2 separate regions of the Homo sapiens genome follow, and region 1 is linked to region 2. A link is an interaction called in ENCODE POLR2A ChIA-PET data of the cell type or tissue named here. Cell type or tissue: CD4-positive, alpha-beta T cell. All regions are shown on one strand.

Evidence for each region. ChIA-PET counts read pairs that join two places held together with the same protein. Peaks named below come from ENCODE experiments on the same cell type or tissue, not always from the same donor. Only the 100,000 strongest peaks of a DNase experiment are listed, where the experiment ranks them.
Region 1: POLR2A ChIA-PET joins it to region 2 with 7 read pairs; 6 of 35 experiments call an interaction of 5 or more read pairs at or near these places.

The regions. Positions count from the first base shown.
Region 1 is chr7:50,383,501-50,391,500 of GRCh38, reverse strand. It overlaps IKZF1 (IKAROS family zinc finger 1), which reads right to left. Exons shown (of 8, transcript NM_006060.6): 6 at 4,031-4,156. LOC124901631 (a long non-coding RNA gene) reads left to right here. Exons shown (of 3, transcript XR_007060322.1): 2 at 2,922-3,017; 3 at 5,540-5,615. Among named protein-coding and RNA genes, the nearest start is that of FIGNL1, 63 kb to the left of the region's middle. In CD4-positive, alpha-beta T cell, no CTCF peak of the experiment used is centred here; no DNase peak of the experiment used is centred here; H3K27ac peaks cover 1,478 bases.
Region 2 is chr7:50,327,758-50,335,757 of GRCh38, reverse strand. The region is part of intron 3 of IKZF1 (IKAROS family zinc finger 1); the gene reads right to left. Among named protein-coding and RNA genes, the nearest start is that of IKZF1, 27 kb to the right of the region's middle. In CD4-positive, alpha-beta T cell, no CTCF peak of the experiment used is centred here; DNase peaks (open chromatin) are centred at 2,237, 3,707, 4,887, 5,787 and 2 weaker places; H3K4me3 peaks cover 3,180 bases; H3K27ac peaks cover 7,047 bases.

The sequences.
Region 1 (8,000 bases), 56 kb before region 2:
TCATCCTCTTTAAGTCCAAATGCACAGGCACCACCACCATCACCAGAGGCTGGACTGGGATTAAGTATTGATGTCCCTTTGACAAGTCCTTTTAACTTTTCATAATACTCCCAAATCTGCTACCTCAGTCAGTCCCTAACAGCAGCCCTCTGAGACGCAAAGAACTGTGTGATCTAACATCTGACTTCATGGACCAGCACAGTGAACGGAGATACAAAAATGTGGCCCCCAAGAGCCTACAGCAGATCTGGGCAATGTGGAGGAAAAACCCAGAGCCCCTTATCCCTGAGCATACAACAAACTCCTGAAAATCAAAGCACCCCTGACTGCTGTAGAAAATTTAGAAATTATGGAGGTAAATGCTGATGTGTGGGCCATTTCTAGTCATTCTCAATTGTTCTATGTCATCTCTTTCCATAATTGAAGATACAACTTTGTATCCTGCATAGCTGGATCTATATTTACATCAGTTATTGTGGTTGGAGTTATAAAAATATAACTCTTTCATTTCCCGGCAATTTATCCTAGTGTATAAGGAGATGATAATGTAAACTGATTATCTTAAATGCCTGATCAATTCTTCCAATACCGTTCCTGCCTTATGCTTCCTCCTGCCTCGGATATTTCATGCTGATTTATCATGGGGTCTTCAGTAGGGTATCCATCTCTATTATTGATTTGTTTGTCTATTCTTCAAAGAGTTCCATCCATTTCAGCTACATTTTCATACATCACTTGACATTATTCTTCTTCTAAAAAGTTGCCAATTATCTCATGTATATATCCAGATACTTTATGATACATGGTTACCAGATTCCAGTAAAATTTACAAGCCAGTTTTATGTTGAAATGATACACTAATTTGGGCAGAGGCCCATGGACGGCATCCAGACCTCTCTACCTCTCCAATCTCCCATGTTTTCTTTCTTGCCTCACTATGGCTTGCTGGTTTTCTTCATTTCTAAGTATTTATGTCTTCATTGCTATTATGAATGTTACTTTGAAAACATATATTTCAAATTGGCTATTGTTGCTGGTATATTTTATATTTTAACATTTGGAATATGTGTTTTTTATTAAATGGGCAAACATATATAGGCCACACCCTGATTTATATGCAAGATAAATATAAATCCATAAAACCCAATTACACTGGTCACACACTTCATCTATTAAGCTAATATGCTTCCTGACATGTCCATCCTTCTCTGCCAAGCCACACCCACAGCCTGCCCAGGGCTCCCAGAGGTCAGGGGTCTTCCTCTGCACCATGGCGCAGGGCCTCCCAAAAGCCTCCACCCCCCAGAGTCAATCACAGCAAGGAACAAGTGAGCCTGATGCTCGCGAGTCACAGGCTGCTCTGTCATTAGATGCATGCACCTCCAAGGGCTGGTGACTCTGTTTGTGCACCAAAGGCTCAAGAGAAACTTATTTTTTCCATAAAGACATTGAGAAATTATAAGAGGTGACCAAAAGCCTTTTACTAAAGAAAATTATATTCACAAAAATTCATCTTTTCCTATATTGCCTAACTGAGGCTTTGATTTTACTGAATCCACCCCATCTAAGGAGGTTTTTGGGGTGGGAGAAGAGACTACTTGCTCATCCATCTGAGCACAGACAAGGGGTTCTTAGAGGGGAACAGAGGAGGAGAGATGCATCAGAAGGCACAGTTTCCACTCATCCGGGTACAGCACAGCTGAAATGACCAAGCCCCTGCCTGCCTTCCTGGCCCTAAGCACAGTTCAGGAAGACTTCTGTCAAAGTCCTTTTATGGATCCCCTTAATACTCCAAGTTCCTTAAACCAGCAGCACCTACAAGGGCCAGGTGCTGGCAAGGGCAAAAACCAAAGGTGACTGTCGAAAGATATTTATGATCATTTTGCACCTTTTGAGGCCATACCAGACAGAAATAATTCAATGTAATTAAGTGCGAGCCTGGCTTTGTCTGCTGCCACACTGAGACCAGACCACTGCTCCTTCCTAGAGACGCTTTCATACCTCCTGAGTGTGGGGACATAGAGGCATCACTGTGGTAGTCCAAGTAACTTAACCACCAAAGGGAATAAATGAACATTTTAGGGTGAAATTGATACTCACCACAGGGTAATATTTAATACACATTACTGGCACGTAGCCTTACTGACATAGAGACCAATAGAGAAGAATTAGCTTGATGGTGTCAGTATGTCAGTGACCTAAACATCCATGTTTAGGTAAGTACCTGACACATGTCTAGGCTCCTGCTCACACGTGTATCCACTCCTTTATGTTTCTTTCAGAGCGCTGCTATGAGGGTGGCCAGGCACGAATTATCAGTCGCATTTAAGCGATGAGCTCTGGGTCACATTCAAAAACAGAGAACTCAAACCCAGGTCTCAGTGAAATGAGTGCTGCTTCTCCTGCTCCCCCGGAAGCAGCTCTCAGCCGGCTGTGTACTGCAGCTTGTTTCTTTAGTAATGAAAACAGTGGAGGAAACAGAAATGATATACTGTCTGTTTCTTTTGTTCATTTTGTCTTTTCAATTCTATGTGTATATTAGATTACTGTATTCAATAGGGCTTGGTATTATTGATTATAAGTCCTCAGTGAATATTTGTTGAGTAAATAAAATGGTTTATTAAGCATTAATATGTAAACTACATCATTAGGAGCACTTCCTTCCAAGACCCATTCACTTATTTTTTACAGAAAAAAACAATATTTGAATGTTGACATTTTATTTCAAAGGAACATAATCATCCTCTCGTCCATTAGTCTTCTGCCCTGGGGTCTGGCCATGTGAATTAATAACTGTTACATTATTATTATTTTAACATCCAGTTTCTTCTCTTCCACTCACCTTCAATGCCTTTCCATTCTAGACCTGAGATTTTGAAAGAAGCCAAATGACAATTTAATGGTATCTTCCCATTTCACAGGTGAGAAGATTGAGGCCTGGAGGAATCGCCTGTAAGCCCCAGATCCCTGGCTGACTGGCAGAGGAGACAGCACTCTGGCTGCAGGGCTCTGGCCAGGTGAGATGTTGCCTCTCCATGCCAAGACTAATTGGAATCAATTTTTAGCCATTCTCAACATTCTTTTTTCCTGCTCTCATCTGCCATTAATAATCTGAGGGTACTCTGGTGAATTTTCCCTTTTGAACCATTTGTTAAAGTCCGAAAGGTGAATGAGGCTTAATAAATTTTCCTCCATTCGTTAAATTTCGACTCACAGTCTAGTGATGATTTTTCCAGGGGTAGTGCTAAATGAATACTGTTTTGAAAGAGATTAGTTTTATTTGATCTCTTTATAAATTGCTTATCTCTTAAAAAATTAGGGAAGAACCTTTTATAACATTGCCATTCCCCCAGATAAATCCAGCCTTTTTCAATACTCTCTCCACATCATTTATTCTACAGGCTCTGGGGTCTGAATCAAGTGCTATCTCGTTATGCAATACAGTGGAGCATCACAGCTCCTAAGAAAGAAGCGACCTTTCCTCTCATCCTTCAACAACCTCAATATTATCAACTACCAGGGGCTTCCAACAAACTTCAACCTCACACTCCATGCAGGAGTGGATACCCTGCCCTCAGTCTGAACTGATGCTTAAAATCACAGCCTGAAAGTTCTTATTTGATCAACTTTGTTAAAAAATTGTTTCAAAACAATATTTTACATTTTATTTTGTTTACAAAGAAATATCACTACTTGAGGTGTTTTTTTTGTTGTTGTTTTAAAATCACCAACATCCAAAAAACAACCCCAAAACTTTCAAGGTCACTGCTATCCTAGGAGTTTCTCCCGATTGGAAGTGGGAAGGGTTTTAAAATCAAGCTCTCTCTGGTCAGATGAGGACCTAGAAAGCTGGGAAGCACAACGTGCTTCTGGTGAAACTGATGCTATTGGCCAAAAACTTCCCTCCCTCCTAGCCCCGGCAGGAAGCAGGCCCAAGGCTCTGCTCCTAAGGCTGCATGCAGAGCGCCCTCCTTCCCCACCGTGCTGGGGGGAGAGCCCACCAGGCTGGCCTCCGAGCAGCAGCGCTTACCTGGGTACAGTGTGCCCGGAAGGCCCATGCTTTCCAAGTAGTTGTGGCAGCGCTCTTTATGTTCCTCTAAAGAGCTTCGCTGTTTATAGCTTCGGCCACAATATCCACATTTGTGAGGTTTACCAACTGCAGAAAACACAATTGAGTTCAAGACCCCAATTAAATGCCAGCCTTCTGTGTAAGGGGAATGCATGCAATACAATTATTACCAAAAAAGTTAAAAAAAAAATTCTACCCTTGAGAGCTAAAACTGTTACGGACTTGGTGAAATTCCTGAATTTAAAAACGTTGGTGGCCAAGGGTTTCTTTAATTGTACCAAGAACTCATGCGACTCTTGTTTTGTCTTAGTTTGTCTACTTTACTGACTACCAAATTCTCTCCTGCTTCAATCACGGAAGCCTAGCCTTTAACTGGAGAAAACGAGCCACTGCTGTGTTATAACGTGGATGCCAGCGACTGGACAGAGATGTGAGGAAGGCCCATGTGTTGGCCACATTGTCTGCAGATTTGCCTCCAGAGTAGGCCTCAGTCTATGCTGTGGGCTGGATCTGTCATGACGCTGGTGCTACATCTAACACAGCCAGAGTGAATTCAGTTCCAGGTGCTAAACTGGGTAACTTCAGTCTCTAAGAAACCATGCTGGACAAATATGCTTGAATGAAATAAGCGTTTTATTGCACAAATGTATTTTCTTACATAATATAAATATATCTTACATTTGCATTATATAATACAAAATATTTTGTATTTCCATGCATATGTATATGTAATACAAAATATTTTGTATTTTCTATGTATATGTATTTCTATTTTATGTATATGTATATTTATATGTATATGTATTTTCATATATTTCTATGTATACGTATTCTCATATACATATACATAGAAAATACAAAATATATTGTTCATAAACTGAGCTTATGGAAAAGCTCTGCTTTCTTGCCAAAGAGCTTTAGGATGGTGTAGCTTCCAGATCAGCCTTGTTCAACAGAACTTCCTATGATGATAGAAATGCTCTCTATTAGTGCTGTCCAATATGGCAGCCACCAGCCATATGTAGCTGTTGGACACAAAAAGTGTGGCTAGTGCCACTGAGGGCTGAAGTTTTAATTTTGTTTAATTTTAACTTATTATAATTAAAAATACTGCATGTGGCTAGTGGCTGCTGTATTGGGCAGTGCAGTTCTATATAATGAGTTTTAGTCCTTCTTGGATTTTATTGAGTGATATTTTAGGAAAAAGAAAGACTAGCCAGGAATTAATATCATGCCTAAGTTTAAGGACTTCAGTAGATACCATTTTAAGGGATAAACTGAATAAAGTATCTTTAATCACTTATGTAAGGAATATCAATTTCCAACCTAATAGCAGAATCTTCTACTTCTTTCTCATGTTGTTTTATTGAACACATTTCAAAGTATTGTATAAAAGTTAAGAGCATCCAAATAGAAATGTTTGGTACAATGGTTTAGCCAAAGCTTATGTTGGTTAAATCTCTTTCTTAGGTGAACAGAAGCTACAGTAAGAAGACCAACATGAAAGCCAAAATTTGACTTCTCGACCATTTAATAGAGAATGAAAAGGATCTTTCTTTATCTATATAAAGTGATGTACCCCCAACATAAGGAAATAATGTTGAAACACAGAATATTGCCTAAAATTGCACATTTTATTGAGCATTGCTTTTAGAAATTAATAGGATATAGATAACCACTCGATACCCTTTCCTGAAAAAGCTGTCACTTCAGTAAATTCCATGATCAAATAGCTTCCTGTAAATATGACATGATGTCTGAATATCTATTTTTCTGAAAATATGATTGAGTTTAACTCTGGAACATAAGAAGTATGTTCACTGTAAGCAACTGAACTCAAGTGTCTCTTGAAGCATAGTCCAATATTCTTTGGGAAAGAAATTCTAAGCTTGCAACTTCCAAAGGAAGCCATGAGGCAGGAAGGGAGATCACTTCTCCACCCCTCCAGCTCCCCCAGCACCCTCTTGCTGTCAGCATCGGACAAATTCCCTAACTCTATCCCTGCTAACATGCTAGTTCATAAGACCTCAGGCCACCACCAGTTGCTAGAGAAAGCTGTGATGTTGATCCTGGTTTTTCATGGGACAGGGGAGTCACCATTCCACAATGGAGTAGAGTGTGGCCACATTTGAATTTGCCAGAGCAAGGCCAAAGTCCTTATTTCACTTCAGTGAAATCATTTTGAAGAAATCATCACTGTTTTTTTCCCCAAGAGCAGTGTGTGTCTCTATAGCATTTTCGGACAGACAGATCCCCAGCAGCCCTGCATCCATGATGGGTTTTCTCCACTTGCTCATCCGTGGATCCAGAATAGAAATACACAGTCCAAAGTCTACCACCATTTTATAACTACTCAATACTTAGTGGTACTTAGAATAGGAAACCATCATGCCTCAAATGAAATACATAGGCCTGGAGCCAGAATAACATAAAATACTCCACTACATGTTCCTAACTCCACAACAAGAAAGGAAAGAGAGCAGCTCTGCTTTTAAGGACTGATGGGCATGAGAGATTCCATTGCAATCAGAGTAATCTAGGAGTGATGATGACCTATGGTTGGTGTCAACCTAAGAACGAGTGTCTGTGTTTTCCACTGACATGGGAAGTGGTGCTTCCCACTAACCCAAGGCAATATTGCTGCCAACTGTGTCTATGTCTACATGGCTCCTTAGAAACAACAGATGTGAAGCTTCTTCCTAGACCACTGGTTAGCATGGCAGACAGACTGCACAGTTCTCTTAGCTGAGGCCTCCATGGGCCTTGCTTATCAGGCCCAGGTACCACCTTTGTCTCCAGGTGGGACCACCATACATGCTCATCACCCATGTGAACATTTAAAGATGCTCACCGTCATGCTACTGTCTTCCTATCTCAGGGGAACCACCTGTTCTCCCTGTCCCTCTGTAACAAGGCAAGTGTCCCACTCCATGGCCCCCCTGCTGATCTGCCCGCCCTCTCGGGCAAGCAACTCCTCAGCTTGGTATAGCTCCTTTCTTGGAAGTTTTTAGGAAGTCAAATCACCCAAATCATGACAATTTTCTGATGGCGAGCATGTGGGGATCCTTCTCCATGTGCACCGCCAGGAAGGAGGTCAGGATGGAGAGGAGGTGATGCACCAGCCCCTGTGACTCCTCTCCTTTTTGTCTCCAGCCAACTGGGTGAACTACTGCAGGGACCACCTGCCAGGAGTGAGACCGAGTTCTTGCCAACATGGGTGCCGCACCCCTCTCTGGGATTACTGCCGACTCACACACTAGTTTAGAATGTCTCTAAAGCAAACCTCAGACACTCGCCTTCCAGCATGTACTTCAGAAGCCCCTCCCTTCTATGGGAAGTCTCTCCTGACTTTCCACCCCAGGACCCACTGTCCCCTTCCTTATGCTCCCACTGTCCCCTCAGACACTCTGTCATGCCTCCTGTAACACATTGGTGCTTTCCTTGTGTGCACCTGAGGTCTTCTGTGCAGAATGGGCACCCAGGGGTGCTCAGTAAATGTGTGATAAAGAGATGGACACAATGAGCAGCCTCTAAAACCCTCAACCATCAAATACACGCATCACATTTGGGAAGAGATGGCCTGGGCCGCTGCAGATATTTCACAAAGAACACACGTCTGCCTCCCTGAGGGAGGCTCCTCCTTATCCTGCTACCCAGGGTGGGTGAGGAGTAGCTGGTCTGAGGCATTGCCATCCCCCAGGGCACCGGCTTAGAGAGGCTGCTGCTTGGAGAAGGGCCCTGGCTGGTGGCTGGCTGGGGCAGGAAGCTCCTTGAGGGGAAGGACAAAAGCCATCAACCTTTCGCCTCCGAAGTCTCATGCAGTATGCTACAGCAAATATCCCCAACTGGACGGTATGAAGGAGACCTGTGCCATGTCATGTTGTATAGACCACACTGTAGGCAAACATGATCCATGACAGGCCGGCCAAGA
Region 2 (8,000 bases):
CCCATACACACATACACACCACACATCCCATAAACATATACACAGCACACATCCCATAAACATATACACACCACATACCACGCTTCCCATACACACATACACACCATACATCCCATACACACCACACATCCCATACACATATAACACACATACACACTACACATCCCATACACATACAACACACATACACACCACACACCACACATCCCATACACACATACACACTATGCACCACACACCACACATCCCATACACACATACACACCACACATACACACTACACATCCCATACACACATACACACCACACACACACCACACATCCCATACACACATACACACCACACATACACACCACACATCCCATACACACATACACACCACACACCACACATCCCACACACACATACACAACACACCTCCCATACACACATACACACCACATACCACACATCCCATACACATACACAACACATATACACACCACACATCTCACACACAACACATATACACACCACACATCTCACACACATACACACCATACATCCCATATACATATCCACACCACACACCACACATCCCATACACATCATATATCCCATACACATACACATCACACATACATACCACACATCCCATAAACATATACACACCACACACCATATATCCCATACACACCACACATCCCATGCACACATGCACACCACACACACTACACATACACACCACACATCCAATACACACATATACACCACACTCCACATATCCTGCACACATATACATATTACTTGCACACACACCACACATACACACCATATATCCTATACACATATATACACCATACACCACACATCCCATACACACACACACACCACACATTACACATCCCATACACACACATACCCCACACATACACACCACATATCCCAAACACACATATCCACCACACATCATGCATCCCACACACATATACACATCACATGAACACACCATACATACACACCGCATATCCCATGCACATATACACACTGCACACCACACATCCCATACACATATACAGACCACACACACACTACACATCTCACACACATATACACACTACATATGCACACCACACATCCCATACACATATACACAGCACACACATACACTACACATCCCATTCATATACACACACCACACACATACACACCCCATATACATATACACAGCATACACATATACACTACACATACACACACACACCACACACATACATGCACACACAAACATATGACACACACAACATACAACTACATGCATAAACATACCACATGTACATAGATACAAACACACACATGCCACACACATACATATACATACATCACACACCACATATACCCCCCACATATATACAGACACCTGCACACACACAACACATGTACCACATGCACATATACACAAACACACACACATCAATTTCAGTTTTCCAAGGAAAGTTATTAAACTTCTGCTGCCTGATCTCACCGGTCTATTCCAAAACCTAGTACAAGATGTTATCTGATATAGCACAAAAGTCACTTACTTTAATCTAAAATCAAAACTGTCATGAAGTTCTGTGGAAGACATCATGATCCCTAAACATTTTGAACTATTTGACAAATTAGCAGACATAAAAATCCTACCCAAAACGAATCTGGAAGACTGTAAATTAAAATTTACTTTGAAATGCGAAGCAATGAACCTGTTACATGATGGCCTCTCTTATCAAACATGGAAAAGCTTAGAGGTGGGCAGATCATTTTGTAATACTATATTTCATGTTTGGGAAATTTGAAAAAGGGGAGGCTTTCCAACCGGGATCATCTGGGTTTGGATATGTTCATGCTGACAATACCTGCTGTCTTCACGAGGCATTCCAAGATAGTGGTAGTAAATTGCAAGATGAATAACATAGAATTTTCAAAATTTGCTCCATGGACCACTGAACAATAATTCAACTATGAAGGGGGAAAGGAACTAAAAAAGCAAGGTGAACAAGAATCCAAATAATATGCTTTCAGTTATTCCTCAAAGAAGAAAGAAAAGAAAACTTGAAAACCAGTACTCCAGCCACTTGAAGTTCGGCAAACAGTTCTCGGCTTGAGACTTCTCTCACATTTGAACATGCTTGAGTTCAGCTGCAGCTAATGCTCAGATGCTGCTAGATAATATTTCTCCCCAGCTAAAATGGGGTTTATCGGTTCAGAAGAGATGCATTTCGCAGATAAAAACAACTTCCTCTAGCTGCTGATTAGATAAGCAGGCTCCGCATCCGTGCTCAAAAGCCTGCTGCCCAATCTCCAGAGCGGCTGCTTTCTTTCCATGGTGAAAGCTGTCCCCAGCACCGCTCCTTCCCTCCCAGAGTGTAGAGGACTGTTACCACCATTTGTCTACCCACCCCCCTCCCCCGACTACCGTGCTGGTCTTCTGCCTGAAACTGTAAAATGAAGGGGAGATTTGGCACCAGAATAGCCAATTTAAAATATGGTAATCCTCTTACAATTCCCACTGCAGTCTTAGAACTCATGGCTGAGTAAAGAAATTTTTACTTCAATTGAATGAATAAAAAAGATTTATGCTTTTACACACTCAATCATTTGTTCTGGAGTCCAGAGGGAAAATACCTAGATTTCTTTTCTACTTTTTTTTTTTTCAATTAGGCTAGGGTAAATCAAATTCTGTTCAAACTATTCAACATGAAGGACCTAAGTTGTGCTGATTCAGTTTCTATCTCTCAGTGCTGCCAGGGAGCCTAGAGCCTATGCCTCTGAACACCACACTGTGAGATGCAAGCTGAAATAAACCACTCATGAAACCATGGCGATCCCCTCCCAACTTCAGGAGTTGGCTGCTCCAGTGCACAGAGCCAGAGAAGCACATTCTGGAATGTACCAGGGCATATAGAAATATACCTTATCTCCCTATATTCAAACTCATGTGTCCTCCCGCCTGAATAACTACTGCCTGAGGTTGTCCCGATTATCAAGCCAGGTAGCAAGTCATTTAGTAAGCCCTGTCCCAGGCCCATATGGGCCTCAATCCTTTGGCCTTCCACGGATTCAACCAACCCATCTCCACTTACATCAATCATGGTCCCAGTTCAGTCCTACAGCATTCCTGTGCCTCTGCCCTGGGTTTTTTCTTCAATTCTACTCTAAGCCCTAAATTTGCTTGTCCTCTTTCTCAGGGGTGGCCATCCCGTTTTCTAGCCTGCAATCTTTCTTCTCTGTCCTCTGGTCTTTTGCTCCTCTGTTCCACCCACCCAAACGCCTCCCCTGCTGCCTGATTTCATGGGGGAGGAATGCCCTTACTCACACCTCCAGACCTGTGGGCTTGTCAATAGAATCCTAGTGGCTGAGGACTCTTGGTTAATTTAGGACACGGAAATGTGTACAAGAGAGAAGTCAGTAACTGGCAAAAATGTATGTATAAAGGAGGAGGAAAAAAATGCAAGGATTACTGAATACGGGAAGAAAATAACTAAGTTTTTACTTTTCTCACACAAAACACTTATCTGCTCTCCAGACCCCAACCCTGACATAATTCCTAAACAAAAAACTTTTAAGAGCCCCTGCTCAAGAGTTTTCAGAACAAGTCTCAATTCATTTTTTTACTTCTCTAGCATGTGTGCCATGGCTGACTGAGTAAATCTGGGGTTGCCTGAAGAGGTCACTGAGTGCATCCTCGGCTTTAAACAGTTTCATACACAACCACTTCAGAGAGGTGAGAGTTCTCTAGTTTTTAAAAAGACCACTTCAGAAGAACAAGCTACAGTCTCACTAAATAGACCATTCTGATGACTAAACTCTCCTTGCCAAAAGGAGAGTAAAGACCACATCTCTCCTTTAAGTCTAACTTAAATTCTTCAAGCAACACTTTAAATCCTTTGTTTCATTTTCTTCAGACCGGGAAGAAAATGGAGGCCAACTGAGGGCTGCAGGGCTGCTCTGCCCTCTGGCTCTGTCTCCTTCTCCCCAAACTTACACACAAACCTAGAATGTTCCTTCCACACTGAATGAAGCAATGAGGTGTGAAACCATTATTTGTTTATTCTGGGAGTGACTCACCAATCAGTATAACTTTGCACCCTCCTCATAGGGAACTGATTTCCACCATTCCCATCAATTTGTTTATTAATATGGTCTGTTATCCTTGTTGAGATTAGATTTGTCTAAAACTGAAGGATGCCAGTGGTCATAACAGCTCACAGCTTTCCAAAAGTGTTCCTTGTCACTTTCTAAAGCAGACACTCTTGCAATCTATTATTAGCAAATAATTTCCCACTTTTTTTTTTTTTTTGCATCTTTTAGCTTCTCACCATTTCTCCTTGAAATTTCAACAGTGGCAGCTCGACTTGAACTTGAGTCAGGTGGCGGCCAGCACCCTTACTCTGTCCTTTAGTCTTGCCCTATTCTAACAAATTCTTCCTTTCTCTTTTGGCTGTTTTCAGTTTGTTTATTCTTTGGACCATTTTTTTTAAAGTAAGAAATCCCTCTTCTATCCTTGGTGCTGGTCATCTGTTCTCTCCCTTTTCCCAAGTGAAGCTACGATAGCTTCATTTACCCTTCTTGTAAATCTTTGAAAGTTCTATTTTGCACAAGTTGCATTTCTTTTTTCTGTCCTTTTTACTTTGTGTCTTTGCTACTCTGTCTTCAACAAATTATGTCTATATATGTTCCATCTAACCCTCAAGGCCATTCTGTGATGCAGGTTCAGTTACTATTGCCACCTTCAAAAGAGGAAAGTGAGGCTCAGAGAAGAAAAGCCTTGCCAGAAGCTCCAGGCCAGGGAGGAGAGGGCCTGGACCTGTCCCTTCTGAGGTGTGCCTTACCCACAGGGCACTCTCCGCCCCTGCTGCTCACCCTGCATTTCAGCAACTCCATTTCCTCCTCTCGGCCCCACTGCTTCTGTCTTTTCATTTCCTGCTGTGCACTCCTTACAGTCCTTTGCACTGATGACTTATTCCCATGGAATAATGTGATGAAATATGGTACCCAGGTTATTCCCTTTATCCACGAATTCCCCTACCTTTTTATATTGTTTCCTAATGTTCTCTACATACTTCATTTATTTAATGCTGTACACTACAAATTAATGAACAGCCTGTCACCACATATGAAAGCTGGCTGGTTTCCTTCCAGAACCATGGAGGGTGGTCTCTAAACTCAGCTCTGTGAAGAGCCCTCTCTTCCCTCCATGTCTCCTTGGGCACTTCGGTCTTGTGGAATCCTCTCCCTCCTTCACTTCCTCTTCTCAAGCCTCTCCTTTGTGTCGTGCCTGGTTTGTCATGTAGGCTTTTGCATCTTTTTTGCTTTCTTTACAGTAACCTATCACTCCTGTGGCCTCTAGCCCCACTGAGGAGCATTCAATCTCCCAAATCATCTCAGTGCCCACGTCACATGGCTGTTCCCGCCTGTCCACAGGGCTGCATCAACTGCTATTTACAAGCAAAGCAAAGAGGTTTTCTAGGGTTTTTAAATTTCACAATTCTGAAATCATATTTTCTAAATTACATCCTGAAGGAAAAGTAGACTGAAAATCATGTCAAACATGATAAAGGGCAGGGCCAGGACCCATGGGCTATGACAAACCCGCCCCTGACTCCAAGGTGACACCTGTGCTGGGGGCAGCTGGGACCGAGGGCAGGACTTTGAACCAAAAGACAGCTCTGGGAACCCATCAGTAATGCCAACCAGATACTGGGTGATCTCCCACCCAGGAAAACCCACCAACAATATGACGTCCGTAAGGGACAGGATACTGACACTGTTTTGAAGGCACGTGTGCTATTCTTCACTCTCCAGGAATCGGCCTGACTTTCAGTTCTCTAAAGATGCCCTAGCCACGATGGCTCACAGCCTCTAAGGGCAGCTGCAGGGATTCCAGGGAGAGCCCATCTCTTTCTCCACAGCGACCCGAGCTGGCCTCCTCACTCTGACATCCAGGCTCTCTGTTCATTTACATGGTTAATGGATCATTTCTTCTGGTTCAGTCCCTGAGCCTCTGTGTTCTTGGGCAGGGTGTGAGCATCTGTTTGCTCCTGTGTTAAGCAGGAAGAACAGTACCCTTGGCGCTGGGTGCTTCAGGGACTAAAAAAATCAGGGAACATCACCACCCAATGACTATTCCTGTGCCACTTTTGCAAACTTTTATCATATCTATGTACTACTATTGACTTGATGTTTTTATTTAAACTGATTTTTTAATTTATATGAATGTGTTTTGAAAGGAACCCTCGTAGTGGTACAGTGCATGGTAAAACCAGTATCACTTGCAATACATAGAAGACAATCTCAAAAATAAATACATAAATTAAAATGAAACATGATCCTTTGCATCCCAACTTTGGAAAACCCTGAAATGATATATGTATCTTTCTTTGGTAGAATAGAGTAGATAATTCACAAGTTCATTTCTCTTCCCCTCTACTTTCCACATATAGTAGCCATTTTCCAATAGGGTAAAATAATTCATAAATGTACTTGTTTTCTGGATTCATCTACACCAAATGGCTTTAGCCACCATCTTTATCTGTTTGTGCCATTAACTGTGCTGCTGAGTTAAAAAAAAAAAGAACCATTATACCTAGTCCACTTGGTTTCTAAGACACATAAAAAACATACAAAATATGTTTTCTTTACTTTTTCTTTTTTTTTTTTTTTTTTGAGATGGAGTCTGGCTCTGTCATCCAGGCTGGAGTGCAGTGGCGCAATCTCGGCTCACTGCAAGCTCCGCCTGCCGGGTTCACGCCATTCTCCTGCCTCAGCCTCCCGAGTAGCTGGGACTACAGGCGCCCACCACTACGCCCGGCTAATTTTTTGTATTTTTAGTAGAGACAGGGTTTCACCGTGTTAGCCAGGATGGTCTCGATTTCCTGACCTTGTGATCCGCCAGCCTCGGCCTCCCAAAGTGCTGGGATTACAAGCTTGAGCCACCATGCCCGGCCCAAAATATGTTTTCTATACATGTAGATAAAATTCAGTTATCACATTTTCCCATTATTGCATTAGGATGTCCTATAGACATACAGTTGTGATTCTCATAAGCCTGAGAATTTTACATACATGTTCCCTCCTTGGCTATGGGGGCTTATGTAGCTGACCCACATTGATCCAGTCTACCTCATTTTACCTGTATGTCCTTCATATTCTTTTATGCCAATAGGTAGCTCTCAGTATCACAGCTCTTTCTCTTTTTAAAGAAGAAAACAGGTATTCCAGGGAACTGTTGACTCATTAGCTCATTAGAACATGGTATAATGGAGCGAGAACTAGTTTTTCAGTCAGAAATTCAGTTCAATTCTGACTCTGTCATTTCACCTTGGTTAATTCACTGAACTTCTCTCCGTCTTTGGTTTCTTGAAATAAAGAGGGTGGGTGAAGTTTTCCAAACACAAACTGTCGCATGTGTAAGTTAACCAGTGGAGTTGCAGATGGTTTCACACACACTTTTTTATGGAAAAGGTATGTAAATGTGTGCTTTGATTTTTTTCTAACATTTAAAAATTACCATTTATGAAACTTTCTATTTTCAGTTAAATCTGAAATTTAAGAACTAGAGATTAGAGGGATAACATAAAATGGCCAGATGTGGCTTGTTCTAACCCCAAACACTGAAAAGCACTGTTGCCAAAACACGTAAGTGTGTAATTTTCACGATCTACAATCCATAACATTTGATATTCCTGCAAGTGCAGTGAGGACAGAGGACAGTGACAGAGACGCGTCCCTGGGCAGGATTGCTCCTCAACTTGGACATTTTGCGGGGTGTGTGGCTCTCACGGCCATGCTGGCCTGTGAGTGTCCATCCTCCCACACACCAGAGGACCCCCATCCTGCTGATCTTTGTGCCATATTTCTTTAATATGCCAGTTGAGGGAACACAATGGATAAAATGACTTGCATCCCTTCATCACTGTCTTGGAAAAATACAAAGAGATAAAGGTTTCACAGGCACAGAGGCCGCTGGTGACCCACTTAC